2 separate regions of the Mus musculus genome follow, and region 2 is linked to region 1. A link is a loop called in an ENCODE intact Hi-C map of the cell type or tissue named here. Cell type or tissue: left cerebral cortex. All regions are shown on one strand. Links, peaks and the distances in the headings refer to the core of each region. The heading gives the core; the rest is flanking DNA.

The links. Hi-C counts contacts between places; a loop is a spot of excess contacts. Peaks named below come from ENCODE experiments on the same cell type or tissue, not always from the same donor. Only the 100,000 strongest peaks of a DNase experiment are listed, where the experiment ranks them.
Region 2: a loop joins it to region 1, with 2.4 times the contacts of the local background. A loop is called at or near these places in 2 of 42 quality-filtered maps.

The regions. Positions count from the first base shown.
Region 1 is chr10:9,670,273-9,680,312 of GRCm38, reverse strand. It overlaps Samd5 (sterile alpha motif domain containing 5), which reads left to right and starts at 5,105. Exons shown (of 2, transcript NM_177271.3): 1 at 5,105-5,808. The coding sequence starts at 5,350. In left cerebral cortex, for the core only: CTCF peaks have their summits at 3,144 (motif pointing right) and 5,647 (motif pointing right); DNase peaks (open chromatin) are centred at 3,160, 4,558 and 5,130; H3K4me3 peaks cover 3,827 bases; H3K27ac peaks cover 1,562 bases.
Region 2 is chr10:9,585,624-9,595,663 of GRCm38, reverse strand. It overlaps a transcript of Samd5 not described here and the pseudogene Gm48758. Among named protein-coding and RNA genes, the nearest start is that of Samd5, 85 kb to the left of the region's middle. In left cerebral cortex, for the core only: no CTCF peak of the experiment used is centred there; DNase peaks (open chromatin) are centred at 3,773 and 4,859.

The DNA of each region.
Region 1 (10,040 bases), core at 987-8,986:
TAGATAATAGGACAAGGAAAGTCCTTTCGTGGGTTTTTATTCTCTACGACAAATATAGTCTCTTGTTCTCCTCTTGGTGACCTCTAAGCCAAAGATTCCAGAACATTCTTTACCCCCTTTGTTCCCTTGCTTTAAGAAAGAAAGGCCTGTTATAATAGCAAGCCATAATCTAATGGCATCCTGCTGGTACTCCCCACTGCTCCTTGTCGCTCCCTTCTTCAAATATGTTGTCACACATTAATATAACATCTACAGCCCAGGCCTGTTAACAGAAACCCCCACCCAGCCTGCCCCCCAATTAAGGTGCCAACGCCACCCCTCACTGCCGCCACTGAAGAACAGATTGCCTGTTACATCACTCAAGCCCATTATCCCCCTTCCTCCCTGTGGCATGAGGCCCTTTTAGATGCTTTCTGCTGATGGTTTAAGCAGAGGCAAGACATATTTAGCATTTTAAGATTAATATTATATACGCTTGACTTTTACAAGGCTAGACACCCAGGGGACTGACATTTAATAGATGTTAATGGAATTTAATTTTTATACACATTAGGTATGAACATTTATCTTCTAAGTAAAATAGTATGGAACCTTATGTAACACCAGGAAGATTTCAAAACAAATTTTTTTTTTTTTCATCTGGCAACCTTGAATCTAGTTACTGAGCAGCAAAGCTGCTTTTTGGTATTTAGACTTTAAAACCTGAATATAATTATCATTAATTACACTGAGACTGTCAGTGTTAACTTTGCATGTTCCATAGTTATTATCATTGCAAAATAGTTCTGAAGTGGTATTTAAATAGAAACTTTCTCCCCAATCTATTTTACCAGTAACTTTCATTTAAAGAAGAGTTATTGCTTCAAATAAATACAAAACCATGTTAAACCAATGAATCAATCAAACCAAAGAGTCCAAATATATTAAATAACAATTATTAATTGTTATTATGTATATTATGCTAATAATATATTAATTAATAATCAGCAGTTTACTTTTTGTAATTTTTTTCTTTAATGAAAAAAAAAAACTCTAAGAAAGCATTTTCCACCAAAATAGCTTGCAAAAAGAAAAGGTATTTGTCAAGGTTCATGGTGTGAATTATCTTGGTGCTTTAAGGCTAAGACTAGGAGGAGAACTAGGAGTGTGATAGCCACTTTAAGAACAAAAGTGTGTGTGGAGTTCTGAATGTCAAGGTCCAGTTTCACACTCTCTGGGTGTGTTTGCTTTTGGAAGCTAAACTGGGTCCGACCTGGTTAGTGCTTGAGTGGGAGAACACATAGACAAAACAAAATAAAACAAAACAAAGCAAAGCAAGCAAACTTTTAAAGCCCAGCAGCTAAATTTCTGTATGGTGAGATCTCTCCAGTTCCTGTTAATGAAGAAACACTGTATGCTTGGTTTTTGCTTTGGTGTCTGGTACTGTATCTCAGTATACATCGATGAATGTATACAATTTTGACAATAGCCACATAAAAGAAGACAATGCAGTACAAAGCCCAAGAGGAAAAGATCTGGGCTCTGTCACATATGTGGGTAAGACACACATGCAAACTTCAGTTCCCTGGACCTCTAGCTTCTCTATGTAAATTTGGATTCTGTATTTGCTATAGAATGGCCTTGTAGCTCCTGAAGGCTTCCAAATCTTAAAATTACACACTGTGTGTGTGTGTGTGTGTGTGAAAATGGTGATTGGCTGTATGTACACGTGTGGAGGTCCTAAGTCAGTGTCTAGAGACTTTCCAGATCACCACCAACCTTATTTTATGAGAAAGGGTCTCTCACTGAACCTGGACTTTGCCACTTGGCTCTCAACTATCCCTGGGTTCTACCTGTCTCTGATCTCTCCCCCCCCCACCCCCCCAGAACAGGCATTACAGCCCCTTGCATCCAGCCTAAATCCTTTTAGTTAGACTAGGGATGTCTGGACTCAGGATCTGAACTCCGTGCGGCAAGTTACTCGATCCACCAAACCATGTACTCTCTACCCCTCCCCCATCGTTATTTTTGCCCTTTCATTCTGGACTATAGCCAGGAGCCTCCGTAGGAAGCAGAGATGAGTACAGACCACAGAAGCTCTGTATTTGTGACTTCAGAAATAAATGAAGTCTACTGGGAGCAGCAGTTTCACACAAAGGCTTGGACAAGCATGGGAAATGTGTGCAAGAGAGGAAAAGGAGAGGTCAAAAGAGAGATTTTATTTATGACTGATTAACAAATGATTAATTCATAAAAAGCTGTTCCCTCCCGAGAGCACAGGATCCTTTAGTTCCTAATTGGACAGTGCCCGGATCATAAATAAGGGAGAATCCCTGTTGCCTATAGCAGAGGAGGGGCTTCAACAAGACAGGCTTGTTCTTGTCTCTATCCTGATTTACCATATGACCTTGGGCAAGCCATTCATCTTCCTCCAATACAGTTTCCTTAATTGTAAAATGGAAATAAAAATACTCACTGGCTTGCTGAAGAGTAACGAGACAAAATGAATGCCCTGAAGCTCCCGAGGGAAAGAGGCTGTGTTTGAGAAAGCAAAGGACTATTAAGTAGTGTTATTGGAGTTTTCAAACAAGTTGAGAAAGAAAAGCCAGGGCAATAAACTCAAGAGCTTGAAAGTTTCCTTTTCTAACCACACAAACAGCAGAAGTAAGAGACTCTGCTTTTATAACCAGCCCAAGGTTTCCTGCTGGTTCCTTTAGCAATGGCTAGGGAGCTGGAAATCCAGTGGCTGGAAGCCTGTCCCTGAGTTTCTGTCTTCATAGTTCTCTACCCTTTCCTCTACAGTGACCAGACGAGGAGGGAATGTTTCACACATGGGTCTTCCTTTTTTTGTAACATAGCGGATAATACTTCTAAGAGCCACATATACTTAGACATAAATGCAGATGCCTGGCATATAGTACCAACTTCCGAAGAAGCATTTACAGAGAACTTCTGTTCCATTGAAGCAGACTTGTTTTGAAAGTACTGCAATACCCACCTCACCAAAACCCAACGGTTTTCATGACAAAGCATTGAGATATAAAGGTACACGCGAGGGCATTATCTGTACATTACGAAGGCAAATAGGAACCATAAAGCCCTCTTCTTCCTTCAGCCGAACAAAACAAGTTTGGGACTTGGGCAACGCCTTAAAATTCCAGCACTTGGACACAAGAGGGCACTGTGAGCTTGCTTTGGCAAGGGACGGAGGGCAAGTTACAATCCGTGCTAGGTAGGGAGGGTCCGGGGTAACCCAGAGCCTTGCTCCAGGATCAGAACCATAATCTAGTCTCTGAACACGGAAACGCGGGTGATCTAGGACTGCGGGCAGACACGGCTCCGTGACTACCCGCGTTGTAGTCTTTCTTCTTCCCAAACAGAAGGTTCTTCCTGGTAGCTATTTTTCAGTATGAGACGTTTGGATCCAGGAGCTTGGGACTCAGCATATAGGCCCCAGCTATTGTAGAAATACGGGACGCATTTTGGGTTCACCCATATCAGGTATTTTACAGACCATAAAGGAGAGAGAGAGAGAGAGAGAGAGAGAGAGAGAGAGAGAGAGAGAGAGAGAGAGAGTTAGTTTGATTCTCAGTGTCTGTCCCAAGAGGGGTTTAAGCTTCACTAATTTAGTGGAAACGTGGCACAGAGAGTCCCTTACCCACAGCCAACGGTCCTGGAGCCACGGGGAACGACTCTAAAGCCACGGATGGGCAGTGCCATCATTAGTGTTGTGCCTAGAGACAGGTAGGGCCCCAGAAGGACTCTTTCAGGAAGGGTATTGGCCAGGTCTGGCTCTAGAGTGAAGCTGAGTGTTACTTTTGTGAAAAGGAAATTGTTGCTGCCTGCAAGGTTTCTTAAGGTTCTAACTGCTTCCCCAAAGATCAGACGAAGTGAAAAGAGGCCTAGGAACTCCGGGGGGTCGCCCTTCTCCTCCCCACTCCCCCGCCTCCATTCAAAGCTGGGCCATGGGCACCAGGAGGGAATCTCGGTTAATTTTGTTACTCCCATCTAGGCAGAAGTGCTAGATGCCCTAGTGTTCTCTTTAACACAGCTGCGTGGTGGTGTATGTGGTGGTGTATCAATTAACACGCGACCCTGGGGCAGAGAAGGGGGAGTCGGCTGTGGTCCCTGTCTCGGAGGCAGAAAACCTCTCTTGTCCCTGGGCAGGGAGCCACCTGGGGCAGAAGAGCTGTAACGCGAAGTGAATAGAAAGCAAAAAGGCAGGGAGAGATTGAGGGGGTCTGACACAACGCGGTGTGCTTGTGTGGCTGGAAGGAAGGTGGGGGTGGGGAGGGATGCCGATCAGGTAGGGATGCGCTGACCGAGGAGGAGAAAGTAACAACCCACCCCAAACTTTCGCAGGTCAGATGGCCTTGGAGGGAGAGGCAATCGGGAGCAGTCGTGCCCCTCCCGACACCCACCCGGTGTGACTAGTTATAGCGAGGAGGGGCCTCGCGCCCATCAGGCTGGACAGTCCCCACGTCGCTCCCACCCTGCTGCCAAAACGCAGCTGCTTGGGGCACAGAGCGCAGCACCACAGAGCCAGACACACCGTGCCTGTGGAGCCTTAGCAACCCGCTCCTTTGAAAGGACATTCTACGTGCATCGGGAAAGGAGAAGGGACACTGGACTCAACAGCTTCTCTCAGGACCAGTGACCGGGTCCTCCCCTTGGACACCCAGGCGAGAGTACCCACTGGCTTGGGAACTGAGCGAAGAAAAAAAAATCTAGGGGTTTGGAGAAGTCGGATTCAAAAGAAATGTCGAAAGATATCCAGGGCAGCCACCGGAGTCCGGAAGCTTAATAGCCACCGGGTCACCGTGACCCCGGGAACGACAGTGACTGACAAGCGCACAGACCAGGCGCTCGCCATCATCCACCGGTCTGCCCGCCGGAGCCGCCTCCACGGCGTGGGACCCGGTTGCAGACGTCCACGGAGCCGGCCAGATAGCGACATGCAGCGAGCACTCCCCAGACTGCCCCAGCTGGGGAACCTCCTGGGCGGCGCAGCGCGACGGTGACCCGCGCGGGTGCGAGGGGTGTGCCCGGCCCCGCCTGCGCGCCCCTCCCCGCGGTGGCCGCGCATCCAGGGGCGGCGCGGAGCCCAGCCGCTCGCCCAGCCGCCAGTGCCCGCGAGCGCCGCGCCTGCTCGGGGAATCCACTTCGCCGCTAGACGCTCCTCGTTTTCTCTCGCTCCCTCCCCGGCTGCTTTCTATGGCTCTGACTCTGCGGCCGGAGCCTAACCACTAAGGGAGAAACTTTTCCTGCTGTTTCTTCTCCCCACCCCTTTCCAGGAGAGGATTAAAAGTTGCAAGAACTGGTGCCGCCCGTGTCACTTGGGTACTCGCTGGCGAGTTCCGAGTCTCAGCCATGTGCACCAACATAGTTTACGAGTGGCTGAAAGCGTTACAGCTCCCACAGTACGCTGAGTCCTTCGTGGATAATGGCTACGATGACCTGGAAGTGTGCAAGCAGATCGGAGACCCGGACCTGGACGCCATCGGGGTGCTGGCTCCCGCGCACCGCCGGCGCATCCTAGAGGCTGTGCACCGGCTGCGGGAACAGGATGCGGCCGCTGCCGGCCTCTACTTCACCCTTGAACCGCAGCCCGTGCCACCGGCACCGCTGGTAGAAGCGGTGCCCCCAGGCCGCCGGGGGGAGCCATGTGGCAGCTCAGCCCAGGGCACTCGCGGGGACCCCCGTGGCCAGCCGGGCGCTCCCTGCAGCAGGGAGCTGGTGAGCTACCCTAAGCTGAAGCTGAAGATCATGATCCGGGATAAGCTGGTCCGCGATGGCATCCACCTGAGCAAACCCCCATACTCACGCAAGGTAAGGAGGCCCCGCCAGGGCGACCTTGGGCATGGCGGGAGGGAACCAGGCCTGGAGCTTCTGCAGCGGCTCAGCAGTCAGTCTAGGTGACAATTGAGAAACCAGGGTGTTCGGGGTGTCTGGTTCTCCCGTTTTCTGCGTTATCTATCTATTCCTTCTGTGCTGGCGTCTCTAATAATAGCTGCTCACTCATATTTTGCATGTAGACAACTCTTAACAGCACCCTAGCATATGGGCTCGATTGTCAGGTTCTGAGCAATGGGTGCTTGCTTTTGGTGGCCACCGGGAAATCCTAATGCCTCTGGGAAATCCTAATGCCTCTAGTAGTGTCTGGCTTGGAAGAGTGAAAAAAAAAAAAAAGATGGGTCACATCTGCCTTATTTTCAACCTTCCTCTTTTTCTTTACTTTTTTCTTCTGAGTTTTGAGAAACTTCCAAGAGGAGTGGGTGACTATTGCCAAAGGAGTAGGGGAATTCAGGGCCTGCTGTTCTCAATTCCATGCTATGGAGAAGTGTCCCATTAACAGGAACCTATGTGTGTGTGGTGGTGGTGGGGGGGGGGGGCGTGCTAAACACAAAACTTGTGCCTATTCACAGGAGGCTCCTAAAGCTTAAGGATTCCGGGTAATGGGATGCTGAGCAAACGGGTCATCTGGGGTCTGTGGTATCACTAGTGATTCAGATGAAAGGAAGATAGATTCTTTTCAAAACTCCAAGGCACATGTGTAAGGAAGGCCAGGAAGAGGTGACATTTCAGTACCTAGAAAGCAATCCTCACACGTGAGAGCAGGCTACACGTTCTCATGGCCGCTCTGTGTGGCACGCAGACATGTGGCATGAGGTTTGAACAATTAAGTACCAGAAAGTGCATTTTTACACCAGAGTGCTGTCTCTAGCTTCAAGTGGGTTGGTTTGGCTTAGTGAAGTGAATAGGTTTGGCTTAGTTTCTGAAGCTGTCCTCCTAGAGAGTGCCAATTTGGCAGAGATGCTGACAGCACAGGTAATGTCTGGCATTGCCTGGAACTCAGGAAAATGAGCATCTCAGCCTGAAAACAAGGGGCCTGGAGAAGCCTAGTTGAAGAATATGCAGCAGGCTAGGTGTGTTAACATCTAAGCATCATGGGAGGAAATATCTGGTCTAAATGCTGTGTGGGTGGCATTAGCCCCAGGGGGCTGGACTGAAGGTCATAATGCCTAATGGTCAAGTTCAAGGGCTACTGGTGCACAAAGTAGATACAGTAAAAGGAAATAATGGTTTAATATTATCCACCTGCTGTCTTGCAGGTAGTGGGTGGTCGGGGTGGTCAACCATGATCACCTGCCTGAGAATACAAATTGCTTTTATAAGGAGGATAGATTAGAAAGAAGGTTTGCCTCAAGCACCTGTCCCAGACACCTACTCTGACAGGACCATTGATGGGTGTTGGGATCAGGAATGGAGAAGCTCAGGCACATGCTGTACGAGCCTGAAGGATGCCCAGTGTGGTTAGAAGGATTGTGGTCAGCGGAACAGAAATTTAGTCCACTACCAAAGGAGCAGGAGGCCAACTCACTGTTTGTTACTAATATACCAGAAAGTAAAGAGAGCTTGCACCGAGAGATGTGTAACCGAGCCCATGGGAGGGCTCAGTTCAAAACCTGGACACAAAGAAGGCAGATAGTAGCTATGGCTGGTTCAATCTTCAGGACTACTATAGTGCAGTGTTGGGTGCTACGAGAATGGGTGATCCTTCTGTCTCTGTCTCTTGAGTGCTGGGATCACAGGTGTGACCAGCATACCTAATGATAACACATTTTTATAAGTCAGATTTGTATAAAAAATTTCAGCTTGCATTGACACTGTTCATTTTCCATGTAAAGAATTACTTCTGTCAACTTTATTTAGTTAAGCCATGTAGCCTAAACTGTCTTCAAACTCACATCCAAAGTACTAGAATTATAGGCATGTATCACCAGGCATAGCTTTTCAGTTTGCCTTTAACTAAATATCCCATTACAGTAATGCTTAACAAAAAAACTTGCCCACTTTTACTTTCTTGTTGTTGTATTTTTCAAAAGACAGATTTCTTTATGTAGCACTGGCTGTCCTAGAACTAGCTCTATATACCAGGTTGGCCTTGAACTCACAGAGATCTGCCTGTGTCTGCCTTCCAAGTGCTGTGATTAAAAGCAAATGCTACCATGACCCAGCTGATTTTGCTTTCTATGGGTATTTAGTTTTCCTTCTTTAACTGATAGAAGAATCAATTAGGTCTAGTAATATTCTCATTACCCTTTTCACAGTGTTCCTTTTGGGGATCAAATGAATGGATCTGGAGAACTTCATTGTATGAAAGAAGAACACATATTGACATAGGAATTAAAGCATAATTAATGCATATAAAACTGAACACACAACTATGAAGTAGCAAGTCATGTTGTTTCTTTGGAATTTGCTGTTTATATGTGATGGCCTCTTAAGGTCTAGATTTTCTGTTGTGTGGGAATTTGTTTTCTGATGCAATTATTTCTCCCATGAACAGTGCTGGAACATTTTCTTTAAAATGTGATCACATTCTAGTTCCTATTTTCTTGTGTACCTTGGCTTCTGTACCTCTGTCAGGGTCATGGTCATGGTCATGGTCATGGTCAGAATGTATACTGCTCATTACATGGATTGGAAATTCAGCTTGGTAGAGCAGGCTCACTCTCCCTGGCAGTCACAAGCATGGCCAATCCTTTGGACATTGTACTGCAATGAAAATACTGTGTGGCTTAGATGTGATCGTGCCAAGGGTGGTCATGGTGGGGTTGGTGAACCTTCTGCAGAGAGAGAATTGTGAGTTGAGGAATTTTCTAAAGAATGACCTGAAAGGACTGTAGGACTTGCATTAGGAAAACACCCCAGGTTTCCCGATCAGTGAGCTAAACTCTAAATAAAAAGAAAGCTTTTCTTGTTTTTCCTTCATATTGGAAAACCAAGAACTTGGGATACCAGGCTTCAAGTCAGAAGACACGGATGCATTCCCTGGTGCCTCTTTTTAGGGCTTTTCATTGCTGTGATCTTTACCTCTTAGATAGGCTATGCTTATATGCACAAATGTACAAGTATAAGTGAATATAGTTTTCATGTGCATTCTTATGCATAAAACTTTTTGTGATAAAAAAAGCTTCTCTACCCCAGACCTTCCTTAGGTTCCAGCTTACTGTGATTGGCAGGATGCAGGCATCCTGTCCTCTGAGATTGTAGGGTCTAGCAGGGAAGACATATGATGCAGTCCACAATAATAACTGTAGCATTGTTTTGATGGGAAGAGCAGGGTCATGAACTATTTTACACGGGCTGGGAACATGGAGCATGTTAGCTGAGACAGAGGAGGAAGCAGAATTCTGGAAAGCACTAGAGGCCATGATGTTTCAAGGCAGAGAAACTGGAGATTGTAGCCAGGTAGGATACTAATGGGGTAGATTTATAGAGTTCTTTAAAGTTTTTAATTCATTATTGTCACTCTGTATGTGATGTGTGTGCATGAGAGTGATGCGCGTGCCACAGCACATGTGTGGAGATCAAAAGACAGTTTGTGGAGTTGTTTCTCCTCCTCAGCTTTTATTTGGGTTTGAACTTAGGTCACCAGGTTTGTTCAATGAGCTCCCACACCTGCTGAGCCATCTTCTGGACAGACTTCTACTATAGCTCTTCCCTAAAAATGTCTTCTTGCTTCTCTATCAGTAGAAGAAGGTCTTTGAATTAGTGTAGCCTTATTTAATAATGTTGTAGGGTAACGTACGTGTAATCATCATTTACACGTTAGCTTAAATTAACAAGGCTCTTTGGTAATACGGCTGTGAGGTATTCTCAGAGGAGGTAGCCTAAGATGAAGGGATTTGGAAAGACAAAGTTGCCACGAAGGCTTCTATGTGTAGAGTATTAGAAAGGAAGAGATCCTGGCAAAGACATGCTGTGTCCTTTGGAATTTTGCCTGGGGTCTTGGCAGAAGCTGACATGACAATAAATATTGTTTCTCCCAAGAATTCCTTCTGCCTGTGTGACATTACCAGGACAGATTGGAAGCAGGCAAACTTTAGTTTTTCCAGTTCAACTAATATCCTCAGATATCCTCCATCTAAATCCGTCTAGGCTTTTGCTTTTGCTTTTAGTCCAATTGGAACACTGTGGAAAGGAGAGATGGGAAGAAAACAAGAGCTGCTGTTTTCTTCATGCTCTTGACAGTTCTGTAGAGTTCTCGTGTAAGT
Region 2 (10,040 bases), core at 758-8,757, 84 kb after region 1:
AGGCCCTTTGGTATTGCAAACTTTATATGCCCCAGTACAGGGAAATGCCAGGGCCAAGAAGTGGGAGTGGGTGGGTAGGGGAGCAGGGCGGTTGGAGGGTATAGGGAACTTTCAGGATAGCATTTGAAATGTAAATAAAGAAAATATCTAATTAAGAGAGCGAGAGAGAGAGAGAGAGCGAGCACCCTGTTGTGAGTTTGCTGTGAGCAAAAATCTGTTTGTAATTATTTCAGGCAATCCTTCCCATTCAAATGTGTGACATACTCTGTCATGAATTGATAATGTTTGGTAAGATCTTAATAGCTTCCCAGACATACCACCTCACTATGTCAGAATGTGTATTTATAAAACTAAACATTGTAGCTGTAAAGCAAAGAGTCAGCCTGTGATAAAATGTGTTGTTTACTGTAGCAAAGCAAGGACATTATAGCAACAGTTTCATTGATACACATGTCACAACTTCTTTGTGAGTCAGATTGTTTTCCATGACGAAATTTTTAGGAGCAACAGGTATGGTGGTGCATGCTTGTAATCCTAGCATTTGGGAGGCAGAGGCAGGAGGATTAGCAGCAGTTGAAGGCCATCCTGGTCCACACGGGGAATTCCAGAGCTATGGGGGGGGGGGGAGGTGTTCTGTCTTAGAACGTATCAAGGAGCAGCCTGCCTTCTTTTCTGGCTCAAGCTCCAAACCTACAGGAGCTGTGGGTCACCTCGACAGTCCTTCTGTGACTCTCCCTGGGAATTCCCCAAGGGGACACCACCTAGTACCTTTTAGGGTGACTTTCTCCTCTGGATATGACTAAGTTGCCCTGTTCTTTGGTCACTCGGATGCTACTGAGGTGGGGCCTCTTTCCTGTGGGCCACTGGTCCTGCTGCCTCCTAAGCACCATATCATAGCTGGATTGTACCATATGTCTTTTCCTTCCCCCAGATGCAGTCTTACCATACCACTGATGTGGTAGCGTCCTGCAAGTAACCAGAATTTCTTTTCTAAAGTAAGAGAGAATAGTTTTCTTCACAACACTCGTGTGTGTGTGTGTGTGTGTGTGTGTGTGTGTGTGAGAGAGAGAGAGAGAGAGAGAGAGAAAGAGAGAGAGAGAGAGAGAGAGAGAGAATATGTGAGGAATAGAGTGGGGGAGATATAGTATAGCAACAAACCAAAGCGACTTTGGAAAAGCTGTGATTGACATGTCCATCTATCCAGTGTTAAATACTTTACAAGGATGAGGAGACTGACTTTGACGGACAGGTATGTGGTACTGCATTTGAGAGACTTAACCACAACCCACTCATTTTCTCCTACCCCTGGAGCCCATTCTCGGATCCCTTGAAGAGTTATCAATGCCCTCTTCTGCACATTTGACTGGAGCACCTGTTCCTTCTCGGGCTACTGGACCTACTGTGTTTCTCAAAACTATTTTCACTTATATACCAAAGATGTGTCCCAGCTCTGTCACCCAGGGGGAAAGGACCAGAAGAGAAAAGATGTTCAAGGAGAGGGATTCCGAACGAGTTGGCTCCCAGAATGAATGTGCACAAATAAGGAGAATGCCTAAGAGTGATCTATGAGTTCCAAGGGAGTTCAAGGGAGGGAAGAGTGCTGTCAATCAAGAACACAGTAAAGGAGATGAGGTCAGCAGAGGTGATCTAGTCACGGGACAGAACCACAGATAGCCAAGTGGAAGGGACATGGGCAAATTCCAAGGAAATTTTTGTCAAAGCACTCTGTGTCTCTTTGATTGGACACGGCCGGGACATTGGTGGTTTTGATAATGTTGCGGAAAAGGATGCCCAGTTGCTATGGGTTGAGAAGTAAATAAGGGAATTATAGGATCTTTAAAGGCAGCCTGATTCTGAAGGGAAGGTGTTGAAAGTAACGATACAAAGTTCGTATTTTCTGATGAAGAGCGTCGGATATCTTGTAAGTTCCAGATAGTTTTGCTTAGCGTGGGAGTTAAAAGCATGCCGTGCAATGGGTTTCTGAAATTATATAAACTGTTAATTGATTATCTTGGCTTTGATTCCTAAAGAAGACACATGTTTAATCTAATGTAAATACATAGCTCATCCGAGGTGGAGGGAAAAATTCATTTTTATCGGCTTTTCTAGATTGAACCTGTTATTTTAATGCGAGAAATACACAAGGAAGGGGGAAGTACAAATCTAAACACTTGGCTCTTTGAGGCCTTAATGCTCAACTCAGAGATTTTTCTCCTGAGGTGGGCCTAGCAATAAGAAGTGTCTATTGTGGGCTTACACTCAGTGGTCACTACAGTATTGAAGTAACGACTTTCAGGCAAAGCTGAGGACTCCATTGTCCACACCAAACTGGGCTTCAGTGTTTCTTTCATGTCCCTCAAGACACCCTCACCTGCCCTAGGGCGAGGGCTTCTTTCCTTCTCTTGCAAGCCTCGTTTCCTCTCTCCTAAAGCATATGCTTGGATATTTACCAAGACCTTCTTTCTTAATAAACTCAAAGTGTAGACCATTAAATAAAAGCTTCCCTGAGCCAGCCAGGCCCCAGCACTGCTCCTTCTCTGAGTGACGTTCAGACCAGGAGTTCTGTGTCCTGTTCAGGGCTTCCACGCTATGCTCTCTACTACCTAGTTTTTCTGGAACCTACTGTTAGCAAGGTAGGAAACCCGTAATCAGCAGAGAGCAAAGGTCAAGTCAGCAGGCATGTAGATATTCTTTGAAGTTGTGCCTTTTGTTCTGGGTTGTGGAGAGGATCCTGTGGGTGGGACAGATGCTGAAGTTGCTTTCTTCTGAGTGTGAATATGCTCTTGCATGATGGCCTCTAATGGCTCCCTTAGCATTCACCTTCATCCTTCTTTGGACACCTATTTCTGCTTTCACCTTTGCTCAGTTCTAGAGAGTTCACTGAGAGGCAGCAGGTTTGGATATGAACACTAGCCAGGCATCCACGTTTTGGGATGCTGTACCTGCTCTGCTGGTGTAGTGTTTGACCATAACAGCTGTCTAAAGTGTGAGATGCCAGACTTTTGTATAATCATCATCATTATTATAACAACAACTACTATTGTTATTTTATATTTTGAGTTTCAGACAAGTTCTCTGTTATTACTATATAAAGACAGGTCAAAAAAACAGAACTGAGAAATACCGAGTACCCCATTTCAATTCTCCTTGTCATGGTGGTTCCTCTCTGGATCAGATTGCTCTTTGCCCTCAGCTTGCCTTTCTTTCTTTTTAATTTCAAGAAGAGGTAGAGAAACATTATCTATTCTCAGAGTGTGCCATTTTCTTCCCACCTTCCCTCTTCTCATTTAGAATCTCGTGTTTTGACATAATTTATCATGGGTTGTCACCCTTGATGATTAAAAAAGGCACTAATGAGATGAAGCTTGTCAGGGCTTGATCGCAGGTCTCTATGTTCTGTCGGGTAGTGATAGGACATCTTTGAGAGACGTGGAGGAATCAAGACTTGTGAAAACAAAGCACAGCTTCTTGTGGATGAGGGCAGAGGTGAGGCGAGCCCACCCAGAAGGAGAATTCTGTAGGGAAATCAGACAGCACCGAAGGAGTTCTACCCTGGACTGTGTGTTTGAATGGTGCCCTGGGCAGACAGGTTGTATGTTCCAGGTTAGAATGAGAGGCTATCAGGTTAGAATGTTCCAGGTAAGAATGAGACATTAGCAGTACTGGTGTGTCATCAACAACCGAGCGTGAGCTTTTCTTGTGAGTGAGACTAAGACTGTTTTGAATGGCACACCATGAGAGTGTGCTGACGCCTTTTATAGACTTCCATGGGTTTCATGTGGGATGCACAACCTGACTCCAGGCAGATGAGACTGTTTATCTACTCTTCCAAAGGAGCTTTTTCCTTGGGATCTGTCTCTTATTCTAGACCAGTGTGTACAGCAGGCATGCTGGCAGCATGCTCACTAGAAAATGAGAATCCAAGACTAAATAAATCACAGCACCCTTCCCAGGCCTGCCATATAAACTTGCAGGTTATAAATTTCCATTATTGTGTGTATTCTAAACACCATAAATCATATTTTTTTTTGGTTGGTGACTGGCAAGTATTTCATTCTGATTTTAGATCATCATGTTTCTTTATGGTCAGCACAATGTTTTAATTTTATTTATTTGTTTATTGGCTTTGGGACAAGATCTTATACAGCTTAGACCAGAACTCACTGTGTAGACCAAGCTGCCCTTGACCTCATACAGAGCTGCCATCGTCTGTCTCTTAATTGTTAGGACTAAAAGCATACAACACCTGGCTGAACAACTCTAACTCATGTTAAACGTACTCATTTTAGTGCAAGATTAGTAGTTCACCAACTTGTGACTCATGTATATTCTTCATCATATAGGCATCTATTTAGTGTTGCTGTAGAGCAAAGAACTTTTAGTAAGTCTTGAAGGTTTCCTCTTCAAACTTCCACAAATAGCCATATGCTCATATTATTTGAAGACAACCATATTCTAGATTATAATCCTCAACTGTTACCAAAGGCATGAAATTCGAAGACAATTAGCAAGTAGTGGCATTATTTCTCTCTAAGATTACTCTTTTTCTTGTCTCAAGTAGGATAAAAGGGTTAATCATGACTTGCTGTTGGCCAATGAATACACTTAACGAAGCTTACTTCAGCGTGAATGTGATTATGTGTTCCAGGGCTATCCTGAGGAAGCAGCTGCCAGAAGAAATGTCTGCTTGAGAGCATTCATATTTTATGAAACCTGTGTTGGTCCATTGCCTCATTCACTTGAATTAGCACTCAATTATCCTCAAGGAAGGGTTGTAGAGTGAGCAGAATGGAGTGGGTGCGCCATCTCCACAGGCCCAGAGCAGCTGTCCACGTCACCCATCATTACAGCAGCCCACTTCCCTCCCTTCACTTTTGCTTTCTTATTTTGTCAAAGACAGTATATTCTGCATTTTACAAATGTCTCAGTACAGATTGAGAACTGTGTAACAGCTTGAAAACTGGTAAAATCTCTCACCTTAAATATCATCCACTCCCATCTGAGATTGGGCAGGCTAAAGATTGCAGAATCTTTTTAAAATCCTCTCTTTTCCCCATGAGACTACATCATTTTTGATGAAATAGTTTCAATTCTCTGAGTAGAATATCTAGACTGGAAAAGTTCATGGTTGTAGATAGAGCTGTTAATTCTTTTCTTTAAAATTCCTTTGGGGGGTAGGCTGAGGAGATGGCTCAGTAGGTAAAGTGGTCACCACATAACCATAAGGACCTGAATTTGGGTACCCAGCACCTATGAGAAAGCCTGTGATAGCAGTGACCATCTCTATTTCCAGTAGTGTGACATCTCTATTTCCAGGTGGATTCCTGGAGGATGTTGGCTAGCAGTCTAGATGAAACATGAAGGTTCAAGTTTAGGGAGAGACCTTGTCTCAAAATTAAGATATGGTGGTTAAAGAGAGGACCCATTGGGTTAAGAACACTTGCTACTCTTGCAGAGGACCCAGGTTCAATACCCATCACCCACACGGTAGATCACAGCCATCTGTTAACTATAGTTCCAGGAGAACTGATACCCACTTCTGGTATCCTCAGGCACCAGGTACATATGTAATACATCTGCACTCATGCAGATACTCACACATACACATAGAATATAAATAAAAAATCTTATGGAAAAAATAAAATATAGAGCGAAAGAGGAAAATCACTGGCTCTTTACATTCACAAGCACAAGTGAATACACAAACACATATTCACACATGGGCACACATGGGTGTGTAAGCACACACACAGACACCACAAAGTCACAATAACGTTTTAAAAATTATCTCTACTATATTCTATCACATTGTGGAAAAGTCTGAAGCTCTGCTTTAGAAGCAAATACAGCTACAAAAATCTCCTTATTCAAGAGTAGGGGTTAGATAGCTAAAAGTGGAAACAGAAGAGAGAAATATTTAGGGCTAAAATACAATATGTTAGTTAGGAAGTGGGGGCACAGTGGAAGAATAGAACTAGTGAAGCAGTGAGGCGTTTGAAGCAGAGTAGCTTTAAAAATGAGGATGGGAGGAGTGAGGACAAACATTATACTCCACAGTGCACCTTGACTTTCAAAGCTCAGGGAAGGTAGAGACAAGACCAAGGAGATGAGCGCTCCTTTAAGAAGGAAACCAACCGTAGCTTTGTCTCTCTGTGGAATGACATCATAGGGAAACACTGAGGTTAGCTCTGGCTTATTGCATCAGAGTTGAAGTTGGCTTCTGAGGGTTGATTAAGTAAGGTCTGCTGTTGGTAATTCATTTAGTATTTCAGGGCCTCAGATGCATTGTTTGGGGGAGTGTGACATTTTTAGCATGATAATTTTTGTGAACTTGGAGGTGTCCATAGATGTTAATCTTGGTATCTATTGACAAATGGATCTTTTTTCATTGGATTTCTCATTTTGATCTGGTGTAGTTTTAGAGGCATCCATTCTCCCTAGAGGACCCTTAGTGTAAGCTGTAGGGTTAGTGTTTAAATTTGCCCTCGTTAGAGCCCTGGCAGTAACACATTGAATTGAAACTGGAGGGGGGCGGGCTTAAACAGGTGGCATGCTGTGTCCCACTGACCACATCTCCTAGTGCCAGGGCCTGGCCTCTTCACACTGGTTGTCTGGGAACCCAGTCAAAGAATGTCATTCACCCAATGTCACATGATTAGTTACAGATGAATTCGGGTCTTGAACCTGAGTGCCCTGAGTAACACCTTTCCACTGAGAGTCACTGTGAGTTCTGCTAGATGGATATTTAGTACACTCATGAGTGAAGCACTTGTTGGTTACACGTTTCCTTCATTTGTAGGCAGAAGGTTGGTGAAGGAACTGACATCTTGGCAGGGTACATGTGCACATTTCTAAGTTTGGCAGTTACTAGTGTCTAGGAATTGTTGTGGAATGCATTCACTTATGAGGATGCAGAAGCAGTTTTAAGGGTGTGTATGTGTGTGTGTATATGTGTATGTGTGTGGGGGCAGCTTTGTATGCACTTGTGCATGTACATGTAGAGGCCAGAGGTCAGCAGTGGGCATCCTCTTCTATTTTTGCTCCCTTTCCTTTTGAGACATTTTCTCACCAAACCTGAATTCCGGTCCTCATGCTTGCAAGCATGAGCTTTGCTTACTTAGTCAGCGCCCCAGCTTAGAGTTGTGTGTCCAAATCGGCCATAGTAGTTGGTTTAAAATACTTTATTTTAAACCTTAGTTTTTAATCTAAAATACAGACTTAGTATTCTTAGAAAATATTGTTTTATTACTAATCCAAACACTAACAACTGGAGAAACTCTAAACTCCCAAAGTGAGTTGTGACAAACTGATTTTTTATATAAATGTAGTAGTTACTGTCCCCCCTCCCACCCCTACCCCCACTAATAGGAATGACTCCCATTGGCTCATATATTTGAATGCTTAGTTTTCAGGGAGTGGATCTACTTGAGATGGTTTAGGAGGTGTGGTCTTGGAGTTGGTGTGACTTTGTTGGAAGAAGTATGTCTGTCGGGATGTCTGTCTTCAGGTCGAACGTTTGTGATGTTGACCAGCCAGGAGTAAATTAAAAATGGGTGATACTGAAAAAGACAAGAATGTTTTTGTTCAGAAGTGTGCCCAGTGCTACACTGTGGGAAAGGGAGGCAAGTATAAGAATGTACTAAACCCAGCCGGAGGCATGCACCTTTAATCCCAGCACTTGGGAGGCAGAGGCAGGCAGATTTCTGAGTTCCAGGCCAGCCTGGTCTACAAAGTGAGTGCCAGGACAGCCAGGGCTACACAGAGAAACCCTGTCTCGAAACAAACAAACAAACAAACAAACAAAACCAACCAACCAAACAAACAAAAAGAATGTACTAAACCTCCATGGTCTGTCTGGGTGGAAGGCAGGTCAGGCAGCTGGATTCTCTTACACAGATGCCAACAAGAATGAAGGCATCACCTGTGGACAGGATGCCCTGATGGAAGATTTGGAGAATCTCAAAGTTATAGCCCTGGAACCAAAATGATCTTTGCTGGAACTAAGAAGAAGGGGAAAATGGCAGGCCTAATAGCTTATCTTAAAATGGCTACTAATGAGTAATTCCAATGATATATTTATTTTAAAACAAATGTCTCACAACTTTTAATGTACACCACAATTTAATTCAGGTACCAAATTCAGATCATGAATGGCTAACTGTTTTTGTTGGACAGTCCTGATTTAAGTAAAACTGACTTTTGATAAAGTGGATACGATCTTTCTAAAGTAACAATTCTGGTTGTATCCCTGCTAACACTGCTAACACTTTCTCAAGATAAGACTGGACTTAATTAGTAATGCTTTACTTTCCATAAAAATGGGGGTGTCGCCTCAAACCGATTAAATGGCTTTACACTGAGATTTATACAACTGGGTATATGAAAATGTTTAAACACTGAGCAATTCTATCACTGTCGCAGAAACAAGACTCACTGTGTTTCAGTTTGTGTTCCCTGGCCCATTACAGGCAATGACTAAACATCAGGAAACAACGGTGTCTTCTTGACAATGCCGTTTTAATTAGAATTCCCTATGTTAAGGATGCTGCCCTTAGCCACTGAAAGACACTTACTGTGATTTATGTATGCTATGAAACAAAGAGTATTTAACACTTAAATTATTTTTCTAAAAGCACAAGCCAGAGCCAGTATCACCTTTCCTGTTGCCTGAGGAACCAGATGTAGAATTCTCAGTTACTTCTTTCTGAGTTCCACCATGATCCCCGCCATGGTGATAATGAACTAAATCTCCTCTGAAACTATAAGCAAGCCCCAGTTAAATGCTTTCTTTTATAGGAATAGCTGTGGTCATGGTGTCTCTTCACAGCAGTAGAAACTTGACTGAGACATTCTTCTTTTAAATAATGCTTACACATCAGGACTTATGGCTTGAGTCAGTGTTTAGATCAGTGAAAACTCATTTTTAGTGCTGCTTTTTATTTCTCCTAGTTAGAGTTCCAGCGATTCCTAAGAATATGACTAAAAAGGAGAGCAAATGTGTTCTGCTATTGTTATGGGACCCAAAGGGAACTGTGTCCGTTCCTCCACCCACTGCGCAAGCCCCAGCCAGGAGATAGTTTCCCTGCTAGCTTAAATGCTATGCATTCACAAAATCACTTTCAGGAGGCTGTTGATTTTAGTTGGCAGTTCTGGAGTGTTCTCAACGCCGAGGCCTGTGCCAGCAGCATTAGATGGAGATCCAATTTCAACTCTGGATTTCATGTGGGGAAGCTAGCTTTGACTCATCTTTTCCTTGAAATGCTAAAGATCTTTTTCTCAGCTTGCTTGGAAGGATTCTTCTGACTCACTTAATGCATGGACTTAATGAAGCTCCAGCTTTATGGACTTGTCAAGGGTGGATTGGCAAAGTCACCAAATGCATGCACCCCTTATGAACGCTGTAGAGACAGTGCCCCAAGGAGGTCTCCTGGAACACCTGCTGATGTTGGTGAAACTTCTGGGTATGCCTTGTTGGGCAACTGGAATATGGAGAGCAGCATAGCTTCCCCTCTTAATGAAATTTAAAATGAGAATAGGAAACTTAAAATACTTGCCAGTAAGAACTTCCAAAGCTCTGAGGAGTGGCCACCAACTTGTGTCCTCCTGAGTCAATGGAGACCAATGTGGTGGCATTTCTATGAGCTGTCTCTGTTTTCTGTGCCACGTTCAGTACTAGGTCAATGTTGTATTCACATTGCTGTTTTTTAGCAGCATTTTAACCTTATAAAATGTACTGCCAGGAAAGATGGTGAAGAATCTGTTCATAATTCTTGTGGTCTTAAAATTATCATGCACCTTGCTTGGCAAATAAGTCTCTTAAGACTTCCACATAAGCAATGAAATAGACAGAAAATTAGGTATATGGAAAGAATCTCTCCTTAAACATTTTTATTTTTTATTCTTATATCTCTCTGTGTGTACACATGTTGTGTTCGTGTGTGTGAATGCTATTTACGTGTGGGTGCATGCCTAAGCATGTGTGTGTGTGTGTGTGTGTGTGTGTGTGTGTGTGTATGCCCATATGTGTGTATTTGGGTGTG